Linked DNA regions of Homo sapiens: regions 1, 2 and 4 are each linked to region 3. Evidence: chromatin contacts called from ENCODE Hi-C or POLR2A ChIA-PET data. All regions are on one chromosome and are shown on one strand. Each heading gives the region's core, a stretch centred on a gene start or an enhancer-like site at or near the end of the contact. The rest is flanking DNA. Distances are from core to core; before and after follow the strand shown.

What was found. Hi-C counts contacts between places; a loop is a spot of excess contacts on that map. ChIA-PET counts read pairs that join two places held with the same protein, here RNA polymerase II (POLR2A). Pooled maps may share reads with other maps.
Region 1: a map of naive thymus-derived CD4-positive, alpha-beta T cell shows a loop between it and region 3 (16-fold over the local background). The contact joins the promoter of CDC14B here to the promoter of TRIM14 in region 3. A Hi-C loop is called at or near these places in 1 of 168 maps with a recorded cell type or tissue (naive thymus-derived CD4-positive, alpha-beta T cell). POLR2A ChIA-PET finds 5 or more read pairs at or near these places in 1 of 52 experiments (T-cell).
Region 2: a pooled map shows a loop between it and region 3 (3-fold over the local background). The contact joins the enhancer-like site here to the promoter of TRIM14 in region 3. A Hi-C loop is called at or near these places in 1 of 37 single-sample maps with no recorded cell type and 2 of 50 pooled maps. POLR2A ChIA-PET finds 5 or more read pairs at or near these places in 1 of 52 experiments (naive thymus-derived CD8-positive, alpha-beta T cell).
Region 4: a loop to region 3 is called in a pooled map, with 2.5 times the contacts of the local background. The contact joins the promoter of ERP44 here to the promoter of TRIM14 in region 3. A Hi-C loop is called at or near these places in 1 of 37 single-sample maps with no recorded cell type and 4 of 50 pooled maps. POLR2A ChIA-PET finds 5 or more read pairs at or near these places in 1 of 52 experiments (activated naive CD8-positive, alpha-beta T cell).

What each region holds. Positions count from the first base shown.
Region 1 is chr9:96,618,534-96,621,325 of GRCh38, forward strand. CDC14B (cell division cycle 14B) reads right to left here and starts at 1,310. Exons shown (of 14, transcript NM_033331.4): 1 at 686-1,310. The coding sequence starts at 845. RefSeq lists an enhancer at 461-961.
Region 2 is chr9:99,117,537-99,120,592 of GRCh38, forward strand. The region is part of intron 1 of TGFBR1 (transforming growth factor beta receptor 1); the gene reads left to right. Among named protein-coding and RNA genes, the nearest start is that of TGFBR1, 14 kb to the left of the region's middle. Within about 2 kb of position 1,700, at least 7 of the 41 ENCODE cell types and tissues checked have a DNase peak (open chromatin) inside an H3K27ac peak, as active enhancers do.
Region 3 is chr9:98,117,604-98,120,490 of GRCh38, forward strand. TRIM14 (tripartite motif containing 14) reads right to left here and starts at 1,619. Exons shown (of 6, transcript NM_014788.4): 1 at 1,379-1,619. The coding sequence starts at 1,585. RefSeq lists an enhancer at 1,093-1,142 and a silencer at 1,453-1,552.
Region 4 is chr9:100,097,742-100,100,636 of GRCh38, forward strand. It overlaps ERP44 (endoplasmic reticulum protein 44), which reads right to left and starts at 1,259. Exons shown (of 12, transcript NM_015051.3): 1 at 1,043-1,259. The coding sequence starts at 1,099. INVS (inversin) reads left to right here and starts at 1,502. Exons shown (of 17, transcript NM_014425.5): 1 at 1,502-1,675. RefSeq lists enhancers at 1,106-1,175, 1,186-1,325 and a silencer at 1,566-1,775.

The DNA.
Region 1 (2,792 bases), core at 60-2,559, 1.5 Mb before region 3:
GGACATTCGTCTTGCCGGCTGGCTCGAATGCCACCAACGTGACACCTTCCTTCTCGAGGCCCCGGCGGGGAGCGGACCCCGGGAGGCGGAGGCGTTCGGGGGGCGCGCTAGGGGGCAGGGCGCGGGAGGCCCAGGAGAGGGGCTCGGGCTTACGCGCCGGACGGGCAACGCGGCGCCCAGGGTCCCAAGGCTACGGAGCAGCGGGGGTTTGGCCAACGCCAAAAAGGGGCAGCTCCCGTGCCAGGCGCGTTCAGCGCGCTCGGGGAATCCTCAGGGGCTGATTCAGAGGTTGTGACTCGCGCGAGGGCCAACCGGGCTCGCAATCCCTGAAGGCGGAATCCACAGGAACTCAGAAGCAGCCCGCGGGGAGGAGCTGCAGGTTCGAGGCGCCGGGCTGACGCCCGCAACTTAGAAAGGTGACCCTCGGTCCATCTTGCTGGTGGAGGAGGGTGCACAAGCTAAAGTTAAAGCTCGCAGCCCACGCAGCTAGAAACTCGGGGCGGGGGGCGCTCCTCAGGAGCCAGGCTCCTAAAGGGGGTGTGGCGGCCGGGGCGTTTAAGGGGGTGGGGGCGAAGGCATTTCGGCCCGGCCCCGGAGGCCCCGGGCAGCCCGGTGGGAGGTGGGCCAGGGCCCCGCGCCGGGTGCGGCCGTCCGGGGCCCTCCGCGCGCCCACTGGCCGGCTCACCGGTGATGTCCAGGTACACGTCGTCCTGGGGGTCCCGGCGGCGCGGGTCTTGCTGCGTGGAGCTGCGGATCTTCTTCACACCCGGCGAGGTCGACGAGCAGCGCCGCGAGCAGGGGGGCGCGGCGGCCCAGCTCGACCGCCGCTCGCTTTTCCGCTTCATGGAGGCGGCCGCGGCCCGTCAGGGGGCCACGACCATGGCCCCGCGCGCCCGCGCGCCCGCCGAGGCTCCCGCCAGCCCCGCGCGGGCGCTCGGGGCGGCGGGCGCAGAGCGGCGCTGCGGGGACGGCGGGCGCCGGCAGAGCCCGGCGGGAGGCGGTCGCGCAGGAGCCGGAGGAGGAGCCCGGCCCACAGCGCCTGCCCCGCTGCCTCCCGCGGCCGCCGCAGGACCGGCGCCGCAGCCCTCGCTACAGCGCCTCCTGCCGCGGCCGGCGCCCCCAGCCCGCCCCCAGGTGCCCGCAGCCGGCTGGCGCGGCCGAGGCGACGGGGCTGCAGCTGGCGGCCGGAGCTGCCCGGGGTAACCGTGCGTGCCCACCGCGGCCGCGGCCGCTGCTGCGTAGGCGCCGGGGCACAGCAGGACGCGGCTCGTGGGGACCCCAGGAGGGCTGTTCCGTGGCGCTTCATTCACAAAAAAGGGCCCACAACCCTCCTCGGGGCCCGCAGACTGAGGCCTTTCATTGGCCAATGCGGCGTGACGTCACGGAGACGGGGCCTTTCTACAGGCAGGTACTCGGTGACGCCATAAAGAAAACTCTGAGGGCTTCCGCCAATCAGAGATAAAGTGTGCTAGCGACCTTCGCCAGCCCCCCAACTTTTGTTTCTTCTGTGTCCTCCAGGTGCCAGCACCCCAGATCCCAACTTTCTTTAGTGAGTCACCAAACATTTACACAGCCCCACCCTAGTAACTTAACTCCAGGTCTTTGGCATATATATATCTTAAAGTATTTCTTGAATTTCCTTGTAATTCGCGCCAAGAGAAAGGGACTTTTGCCATGGCTGCCAGCTTGGAAGAGGATGGCCTGATTACATTACCTGCAGCTATATAGATTTAAAGTAGAGTTGATTTCAGAACTTAAGTAAAACTATTTAAACAACTACGCTCTATTTATCGACCTATGCCCAGCATTCAAACAGGCCAAGCAAGGGCTTCTTAAGGACCCGATGAAACTTCCGTGGAACCACAATATACCGTGGTTGTTTGCACCTCAGAGTTTCTCATCTCGGAATCCAGCGCCCACATTAATTCAGTAAGTTTATACACTCATTGCTGTGTATACTGAGGTGTCGACAGGTCCGATTATATCATGAAGTATTGAAGCAAGGGGCAAGTTTTGTCCTTAAACTTCTTTATCTGGCACACTGTAGGGTCATATCCTCTTCTTTTTCTACTGGATTAAAATAATGCCCTATCTTCCTGGAACTTAACCAAAAACTGTCATTTTGGAGGGCCTTTAAACAAACGTCCATGGTAGCATCTAAAAGGGTGAGAAGATTGGAGGGCAGTGTTAAGATTTCACGGCCCCAAATTTTACAACATCTGCAAGCTGTCCCTATTTTTCACCAGCACTTGAACGTTTTATCCTGCAGTTCCGCAGTTAACTGCCAGCCTGGGGAAAAGAAAGATGAATTTGAGTCAGTCCCCTTGGAAGCCTCTCAGAAATGCAAATTTTCATAGAGCACCTCAGGAAGGGGCTCTTTGACTTCTATTGTTGTGGGCTTTTACCTTAAGCACGGCTAAATAAGGAAGTAGGGGGGCTGTGTCTGAAGCTAGAGATCAGCAACTCTGTAAGCACTTTTTCTTAAGGTTGGTTCTCCTGTTCACTCTTCCTCTGTTTCCCCTAAGGAAATCAGTGAAGGCCTTAAATTTAAAATGATCTACATGTCTGTCTGTAGGGGCAGCAAAGAAGCTAGAGACGTGGGAGGCTGTGCGGCGCTGCGCAAGTAAGTTTTAGAGAGCAGAAACGGTAGGGTCACAGTCCTTTGTTTTGACCTGGAGGAGGAGGAGGAGACCTTTCAGACCGGCCTAGGGGCTCAGCATTGGAAAGCCACCCAGTTTCCCAGACTACCAGGGATTTTAAATGAGTGGGTCTTGTTTTGAATAGATATTACA
Region 2 (3,056 bases), core at 450-2,949, 1.0 Mb after region 3:
TATGGTATGAGATTTTTATTATTTTTAAAATACGGATATCTGGTTGACTCAGAACCATTTATTGGTAAAACCTTTTTTCCCCCAGTGTACAATCACCTTCATCATAAATCAAGAGGTTGTATATGTGAGGGTCTGTTTCTCTGTAATCTCTGTTCTGTTTGCCCATTTGTCCTTGTGCCATTACCATACTGTCTTAATTATTATGATGTTAGGAGTCTTGATATCGAGTAGTGTTAAGTCTTTCAAAGATTGCTTTGGTTATTCTTGCGATGTTGTTTTTCCATATAAATTTCAGAATCAACTTGTCAGTTCCCACTGAATAAAAAAACCCTGTGGGGATTCTGATTTGATTTTATTGAATCTACAGATCACTTTATGGAATATTGACCTCTTTACAGTATTGAATCTTCCAGTTAGGAACTTGTCACTTTTCTCCATTTATAAATACATTTTAAAATTTTATTTTATCTCCTTTGTAATTTCTATCAATAAGTAATATTTTTTAAGCTTTCTCTGCAGAGGTCTTTACCTGTCTTTTGTTAGGTTTATTCCTAGTTTTTAGATTTTTAAAAAACGTTTTCTATTTATTACTGGTTTAAGAATGATTTTTTAATTTAATTTTTTTTGGTATAGTGAGTAACCTTATATTAGTGACCTTGCTAGATTGACTAATTGATTCTAATAGTTGATCTGTAGGTCACTTTTGGATTTTCCATGTACATAGTTGTCCTCTGCAAGTAATGATAGTTCTGTGTCTTTCCAGTCTATCTTCCTTTTGTTTATTTCTGACTTACTACACTCAGACTTCTAATACAATGTTGAGAAGTAGTGATGGATATCTCTTTCTTATTTGTGATTTCAAGGGAAAATGACAGTCATGCAACATTAAATGTAATGCCTACTTTTATGCCTTTTATTTAATCTGATTATTTCAGAATTTTTTTTAAATTCTGCAATTTACTGAAATTTTTAAATATCATGAATAGCTGTTGAATTTTATCAGTTTACTAAGATTTTTAAAAATCATGAATAGCTGTTGAATTTTATCAGTTTTTTTGTTTTTGTTTACATCACCTAAACTGCCAAACTCCCTTACTGTTTTCTTTCTTTTTTTTTTTTTTTTTTTTGAGACAGGATCTCACTCTGTTGCCCAGGATGGAGTGCTGTGGCCTGATCATGGCTCACTGCAGCCTCAAACTCCTGGGGCTCAAGTGATCCTTGTGCCCCAGCCTCCCAAATAGCTGGGACTACAGGTGCGTGCCACCACACCTGGCTCAAACTTTTATTTTGGCATCTTTTGTACAATGTTTTTGTATATCCTCTACCTAAAATGACTTTCCTTTCTTCACTAGCTTTCCTTAAGTCTTAGTTTAGGTGTCATATTTCAGAGAAATCTCCCTTTTCTGTCCTCTGATCTGTGCACTTTGCATCATCATTTATCAGTGGTGTGTTCTCTGCATTGTGAATCTGAGGGCAGGAATCTCAATCCTAATTATCTCTATCCTCCTAAAGGTTTTTTCTTTCTTCCTACACAGGTTACATTCACTGTTGTGTTCTGAGAAAAGGTGTTCAGGCCTTGCTTTCTGCTTCTAAAATTACTAACTGCCCAGGACCATCAGTTCATTTCTTCAACTGTGGCTCCAACAGATCTTTCGCTGTTTGCTGGCCCAGGTATTGCTCTCCTCTGCCCCGAGTCAATGGCAGCTGGGAGTGGTTACCACTTCCTTCTCTTACCACAGTTCCTTCTCTACCACAGTTCTGTTTTGTATGTCATTCCCCTAGCCCAGGATGATCAGCCACTTTCATTTACGTTCATTATTACACCTTATTATCTGTGCAACCAAGCCAGTCTCTCCTACAGCCACTCGTGCTTTCCAAAGGGAAAGGTTGAAATTTTCGGTTTTGTCCTACGTGAGGGGTTGTGGGGAGTAGGGGTGGAAATCACTGTAGATTATCAAGTAATCCTTTTTTTCTTTGTGTACTTTTGGAATAAATCTAGATTATGTTGATGTAACTGTTAGGACATTTCTGTTTCTTCATCTCTAAAGGAGCTGGGATCTGATATTTCTGTTCATATTCCTTCCAGCATGAACATTTTATGGCTAATTAGATATTAACTTATTTATTAGGGATATTACATATACACACTGGGTGTGTCCCTACACTGTTAATTTGGGTTGGAACTGAAAATATACTTTCTGTGTGTGCCTACTGCTACTGTAGTGAAGTTCTTGAGCCAGGTCTGTTCAGTCATATTGTTGAAAAACTGTATGAATATTTATGAAGGAGAAAGAGCTGATAGGTACCATGAACATTCACTGTTGTATATGCATATGGTTTATATTGTGTTCTGTGTCAGTATTGCCTACCAGAGCTGTCTCAACATTAGCTCTGATTCTCTGTCTAGCATCTAGACCAGAGACTGGCACGTAATAGGAGCTCCAAAGAAATACTTGTTGAAAAAGTGCATAAACTAATTTTTGAACATTTTATTATGTGCTGGGCACTGTGCTAAGTATTCTATGTATGTTATTTCATTAACCCTCAAACCTTCTGAGATTGGTACTGTTTGTTAGTATGTTATAAATTTAGGAAGTAAGTTGAAGAAATTTAGGTTCAAATAAGTTAAGTGACTTCCTCAGGATTACTCAGTGCCTGACTGGCAAAGATAGGATTTTAACTTAAGTTTTTCTGTCTCTGAGTTCCATCAACTTAACTACCATATCCTTATAATACCTACCCACTAGTCAAATTAAAATCTAATAAGAAACTGTGTAAAAGCATACTTAGATTGAGAGGAAATAAGAAATTTGGTTATTGTTTTAGCACTCACCTTTAGACATAGAAGTTTCTCCATTTCTTTTCAGGGCCTGGGGTAAGGCAAAGTGTGCACATCTGCTCTGTATATTAAAATATCCCCTCAACTCATTGAAGTGGAACAAAAACAAGGTCACTTGACAGGACTGTAATTGTAATCACACTATACAGCTTTACTTCCTGCCCTTTAGTAGTAGGACCATTCCCTTGTCCTTAAACATGCTTCTAAAATACCAGTT
Region 3 (2,887 bases), core at 369-2,868:
ATTTTAATGTAAATTCTTGGTAAACAATTTAGGAACTGCTTCTTCTTTTTTCCTTAAAAACTTATATGTAACTGCTGCTAATCAGAGTGGATAGTCACAGAAATTTGAATCTATGGTCCCAGTTGGCCATCCTCAAGCTTTAGGCTTGGATAAACTCTGTACTTAATCATATTTTCTGAATCTTATTACTTCAAGTTGACAGTAGGTAGTGGGTAGGGGGATGGACAAATGGATGGGTGAGACTCTTGAGCCAGATCTGTGGAAAGCAGCCTTGTTAATTCTGAATAACAGTTTTTCAAGGAGCCATTATTATAATTACAGCCATTTCATACGTTAAAAAAAGGAAGGGTCTGGTGGCAGGGACAGGTCTTGAGCCCACGACTCCACTGGATTGTCCCCCATGATCCCCTTTTCACCTTGGAGTTCCAAGGTTGTCACAGTGTGGTGGTCTGGAGTCATGCAGTACCGGAGAAAGGCTCACGATGGGGCTGAATTCATCACAGAAGACTTCTTGGAGACAAGTGGTAGGATCAACAGCTGTCAGACATGAGGGCCTACCTCACCCAGGCTTCATGAAACCCAGAGAGAGAGAAGGATTTGAGAGAAGCCACAGAAAAAGTCAGCTGGGAAGCTGGAGCAGGAGCCCAGAGCCCCTGGGGCACTGTTAGGATTATGCATGGGTAAGGGTTCCACGGTGACAATGGCCCTGTTGGGGGCATCTGGCTAATGGAGTCCTGGGTTCAAGGCCTGCCCCTGCCTCCAGAGCCTTCCTCTTGTGGCCTATAAAATGGCTGTAATAATAATGGCTCACCCAGGGCTGCTATGAGCAGGAATGGGAGTGTCTGTGTGGCCGGGGAGGGGAGAGGAGGTAGGTAGTGACAGCTGAGGCTGCTCCCAGGGCAGTCAGGCCGTCCTCAGCTCAAAGTTCACAGGCCCTTTCTGTGGACTGCAGATTAAGTAAACCTGAGATGTCTGTGTGGCTTTCTGAGCTACACAGGGCTGTTTATTAAGAGGGAGAGTTTGTACCTCTGTTAACTAAAAGGCAGACTGTCTTCCAGCCCAATGGCAGTGTGGCGGATCGGCCATGGTGGACACGGTCAAGGACATCTGGGTACCAGCCTGGGCTCCCAACCTCTCACTCCTAAACCCACCTTTTCTGAAGCTCAACTGATGGCTTTGGCTCGCCTTTGCCCTTCCTTGGGTCTCAGGCTCCCGCTCTGAACTTTCGGTCGACCGCTTAGACGCCCTCTGGGGCACCTTTGGTTTCCAGGTTGTAACCCGCCACTGGCCACGGCCAGGCACGCCCCCTCCTCGGCCGTTATGCCTGGGCTGGCTCCCCCAACTCCCGCGCGGCGAACCCCGTCCCCATCGTCCCCACCTGCACGTGCACCGCTGCCTCCAGCGCCAGGCCCACAGGGTGGCCACGGTGCGCGCCCAGCACCGGGCAAAGCGCGCACACGCAGCGGCGGCAGCGGCGACAGAAGAGCTCAGCCACGCGGTCGCCATGCTCCGGGCAGCGCCAGCCGCATCCCTCGACAAGCTCCGACCTCCCAGGGGTCCGGCTCCCGGTCGCCGCGCCCGCCATTCATCTCCACCTCCTCCGGCTCCCCGGGACACAGGGCGGGGCTCCCAAGGGAAACCGAAACCTCGGCCGTGGGCGGGGCGGCTCCAGGCCGGCCGGCCGACCCCTAGGAGGATGACAGCCCGCCGGGAGCAGCGTCGGGCCTCGGAGCATCCTCCGACCAGCAGGGTGCTCCCTCTGCCCGCCCAGGCCGGGAGGTGGTCCCACCAGAAATGGGAAGCTCCTAATGAGCCAGCTAGGAGAGGGTGGGCTTCCTGCTTAATGACGCTGTTCCAGTAACGCCCAGAAAACTGCAGCCCTGATGATGGGACCAAAGTTGGCTGTGACCTTCCGGGGGTGCTCCTCTCACTTTCCCTTGATCCTCTCTTGCCCTTTTCCCCGGAAAGATAATCATTCCCACAACTGTAAGATACCTTCATCAACCTCAAATAAGGACACAGAGATTCTCCAATTGAGTTTATTTCGGACTGAGCAGAAGGATTGCAATTCGGGAATAAATGTGCCATGGCACCCAAGGGGTGGGGACGCGGAGTACTCAGGGAGGCAAAGGAAAGCAGAGGCTTTTAAAGGCAAAACGAGGAGGATTGCATATACTGTTTTTTTTGTTTGTTTGTTTGTTTTTGTTTTTTTTTTTTTTTTTTTTTTTTGGAGACGGAGTCTCGGTCTGTCGCCCAGGCTGGAGTGCAGTGGCGCCATCTCTGCTCACTGCAAGCTCCGCCTCCCGGGTTCACGCCATTCTCCTGCTTCAGCCTCCCGAGTAGCTGGAACTACAGGCGCCCGCCACCACGCCCGGCTAATTTTTTGTATTTTTAGTAGAAAAGGGGTTTCACTGTTTTAGCCAGGATGGTCTCGATCTCCTGACCCCGTGATCTGCCCGCCTCGGCCTCCCAAAGTGCTGGGATTACAGGCGTGATCCACCGCGCCCGGCCAGATCGTTTTAAAATAATAATACTTGGTTACAAGAATTAATACAGGTGGCTTCAGTCCAAAAGTTGAACAGGCAGTTGCTGGGCAGATGTCCTCATATCATGGCTTTTGTGCAAGGTTGTGGTTCTTTGTGCAAGGTTGCAGTTTGGTGGAATCTTTTGCAATAATAGTTCCTGTTACCAGGCAAATCGTTGATGAGGGCCCCCCACTTCATGGCCTCCCAGCACCATTTAGTTTGTTTGAGACAGGATCTCGCTCTGTTGCCCAGGCTGGAGTGCAATAGTGCGATCATAGCTCACTGCAGCCTCTAACTCCTGGGCTCAAGTGATCTTCCCACCTCATCTCTGGAGTAGCTGGGACTACAGGAGCACCATTTAG
Region 4 (2,895 bases), core at 9-2,508, 2.0 Mb after region 3:
AAACATTTAATGGGATATGGCGGAATAAGCACTGGAAGTCAAGAGACTTGTTTCTAATCCCAGCTCTGCCTGTAACTAGCTGTGTGACTTCATATGCGTCACTAAATCGTTTCTTAAATTGTAAAGAAAGTAGTTCTTAATGTTTAAATCTGAATTTCTAAAAATCTACTACAATTAAGGTACTTTCAAATATTACATTATAATTAACAGCCCAATTAAATATAAGCCATTTTGCCATACGTGTTTAGTCCTTCGCTTTTGTCTCAATTTGACCTGAAGCCTGGATCAATTAGTCTGCACACTCAAGACGTACTCTGGGGCAAGAGGGACTAGGGAAAGATTCTTTTAAGATGGGATGATGCTGAGCAGGTTAGGCAGTTAGGAATGAATGCATATTCAAATAAGGCGCAATGAAGAAGAAATCTGCTTCCATGGGGAAATACGTTGCAATAAGATTTGAGGGAGGCCTTGAGCTGAGATTGTCAGGTAACCACACCTTCCACCCTTCAAACTCTATTCTCCCAGTGGAATCCAAACCAGTCTCCAGTTCCGGGTTCCCAACCAATCGCATCAAGCCACAACAGAGGGATCTGCCAACCCGGGCACCGCTTCAGGGATCTAGACCCAGTGAGAGTCACACAACCCCAGCACCTGTCGACCTCACACTCTTCCCAAATGGAGAGGGTGGGAAGGAACGCTAGGTCTATGCTTGGTCTTTTCCGATTCAAGCTACCACCAGGTCCACTAGCCCTCGAAACCGAAACCCCCGGACTTCGGGGAGAAGGGGAAGCTCCTACGCCGTGACTACGTATCAGTCCCTCAGGGCTAATTCTCCCATTCTCCCCCGACACTGGTTTCTCAGGCCTCGGGGACTCCGCGCCTGGAAGCCGACAGGCGAGAGTGAGGGCAGCGGGGGAGGGTGCACTCCAAAACACTGCAGGAAAAGACGGAAAAGCAGGGGCAGGAGTAGCAGTGTTCCCCCTGGGCGAGGGCCGGAGGCCGTTCGTGCGTTTGTCGATGGGTCTGTCATTCCCTCACTCACCAGGAGCAGAAGGGAGCATCTGAGGTCGGGTAAGGATAGGAAGACGGCAGGATGCATGGTAACGCTGGGGTCCGTGACAGGGACAGGCGCTGGCGGCTGGGACTGGGCTAGGTTGGGTTGGGTTAGGAAAGGGCTGGGCTCCGGGAGCCGACGGCAGCGGAGGATTCTCCAGGCAGCGGCACCTCGTCCTCTCGACCCGGGCTCCAGCGGCGAACACCCGGGACAACTTCCAGAGAGGCCTCTCACACCCTCACTTCCGGGTCCTGCCCACCTCGGTGCACTTCGGGAAATGTAGTCCTGCACTAGCCTCACCCCGCACGTCGTCCGTCATCTAGAACTTCCTTTCCCATTGGGCTCTCGGCCCCGGTCCACTGAGTCCTCTGCGCGCGGGGTCCTGTGGGATAGAAGGGCGGAGGGCGGGTGTACGCGGTGCTTCAGAGGATGGGAACTACAATTCCCAGAAGGATGTGCGGCCGAAAGCCTCGGGCGGCCTTTTGAGGGGCTCGGCTAGCTTCAGCGCCGTGGGGTCTGACCTGGCTGGATATAGTGTACCGGCCCGGCAGGAGGGGCGGCCCGGTCCGGGTTGCGCCTCCTGGAGCCGCCCCCGGGACGTCAGTCCTGGAGGAGGCGAGGGTGAGTAGGAGGGGGCCTGGCTGGGGAGGCTCAGATCATTCGGTCCGCACCGCCTTGGCCCCTGCTGCAGACTCACGGCCTTCCTGGCCTAGGCTGTGGCCTGAGCCTCCATCATTGGCCTCCTCGCCCGCTGCCTCTTCTTTCTGCTCTAATTCCTGCATTATAAAGTCAGAGCCACCACTCGGGGCCTCAGTTGAATGAGTCAATGACTTATCCCTGATTGTCTCTGAGGGCTCCTGTAAGGAGTAGATGTGGTACGGGATGGGATAGCACGTCGTAAACTGGAAAACTGTGTGAGTGATTGCTGCTAAGGCGTGGATCGCTCCTCCAGTATAATTACGAAATTCCCTAGCAAAGCAGTCGAGGATCCTAACTTGGCCCCAGGTAGCTCTGCGGCTTCTTCTGCAAACACTCAGTGAGGTCCAGGAGCCCACGCGATCTCTGCTTAGTACCCAGGAGGCACACTGTGCTTTTGTGGTTCTCCCTGCTCCCGCCTTTGCTTCAGCTTTCCTGCTGCCTGGAATGGCCTTACCCGTTCTCTCTCTGGAATGCTATCTTAAATGTCACCATCTCTGAGAACTTCCCGAACAACCAACCCTTTAGTCCTAATCAGAATTACTCTTCCTATGAGTGTGACTGCAGTACCTCTAGTTTTGTACGGTTATAATTATTAGAGCATTTATTACACGGGCTTGTTGTATAATTAGGCAAGGATGATGACACCTTTGCATTTTATAGCACTTTATCAAAGTGGTTTTGACTTTTTTCTATAAAAAATGATTTATTTTCTTAAAGGGGCAAAAAATACATTTTTTCTTAAGAAAAAAAAAGAGCCCTGCATAATGGCTTTCTCAGGGTGACAAAATTAGACAGTGATAGAGCCAATACTCTTACCAAGGCGGCCTAACTCCTAGACTAGTGCTCCTATCTCTTGTCCACGCCCCTGACAGAGCCCAAAGATAGTTGAAATGGGAAATTTTAAAAGAGCAGAGACTTGTAAGTATGAACTCATTATTCAAGAAATTAAACTTTGATCCTGCTCACTTTTTGGACTTAGCACTCAGCCTGTGACCTTTCATCCAACAAACATCTACTGAGTACTGGCTATATACCTGTTACTGTGCTAAGTGCTAAGAATTATGAAGTAAAAAGTATATATATATAATATATATAATATATGTACATATAATATATATAATATATGTATATATAATATATAT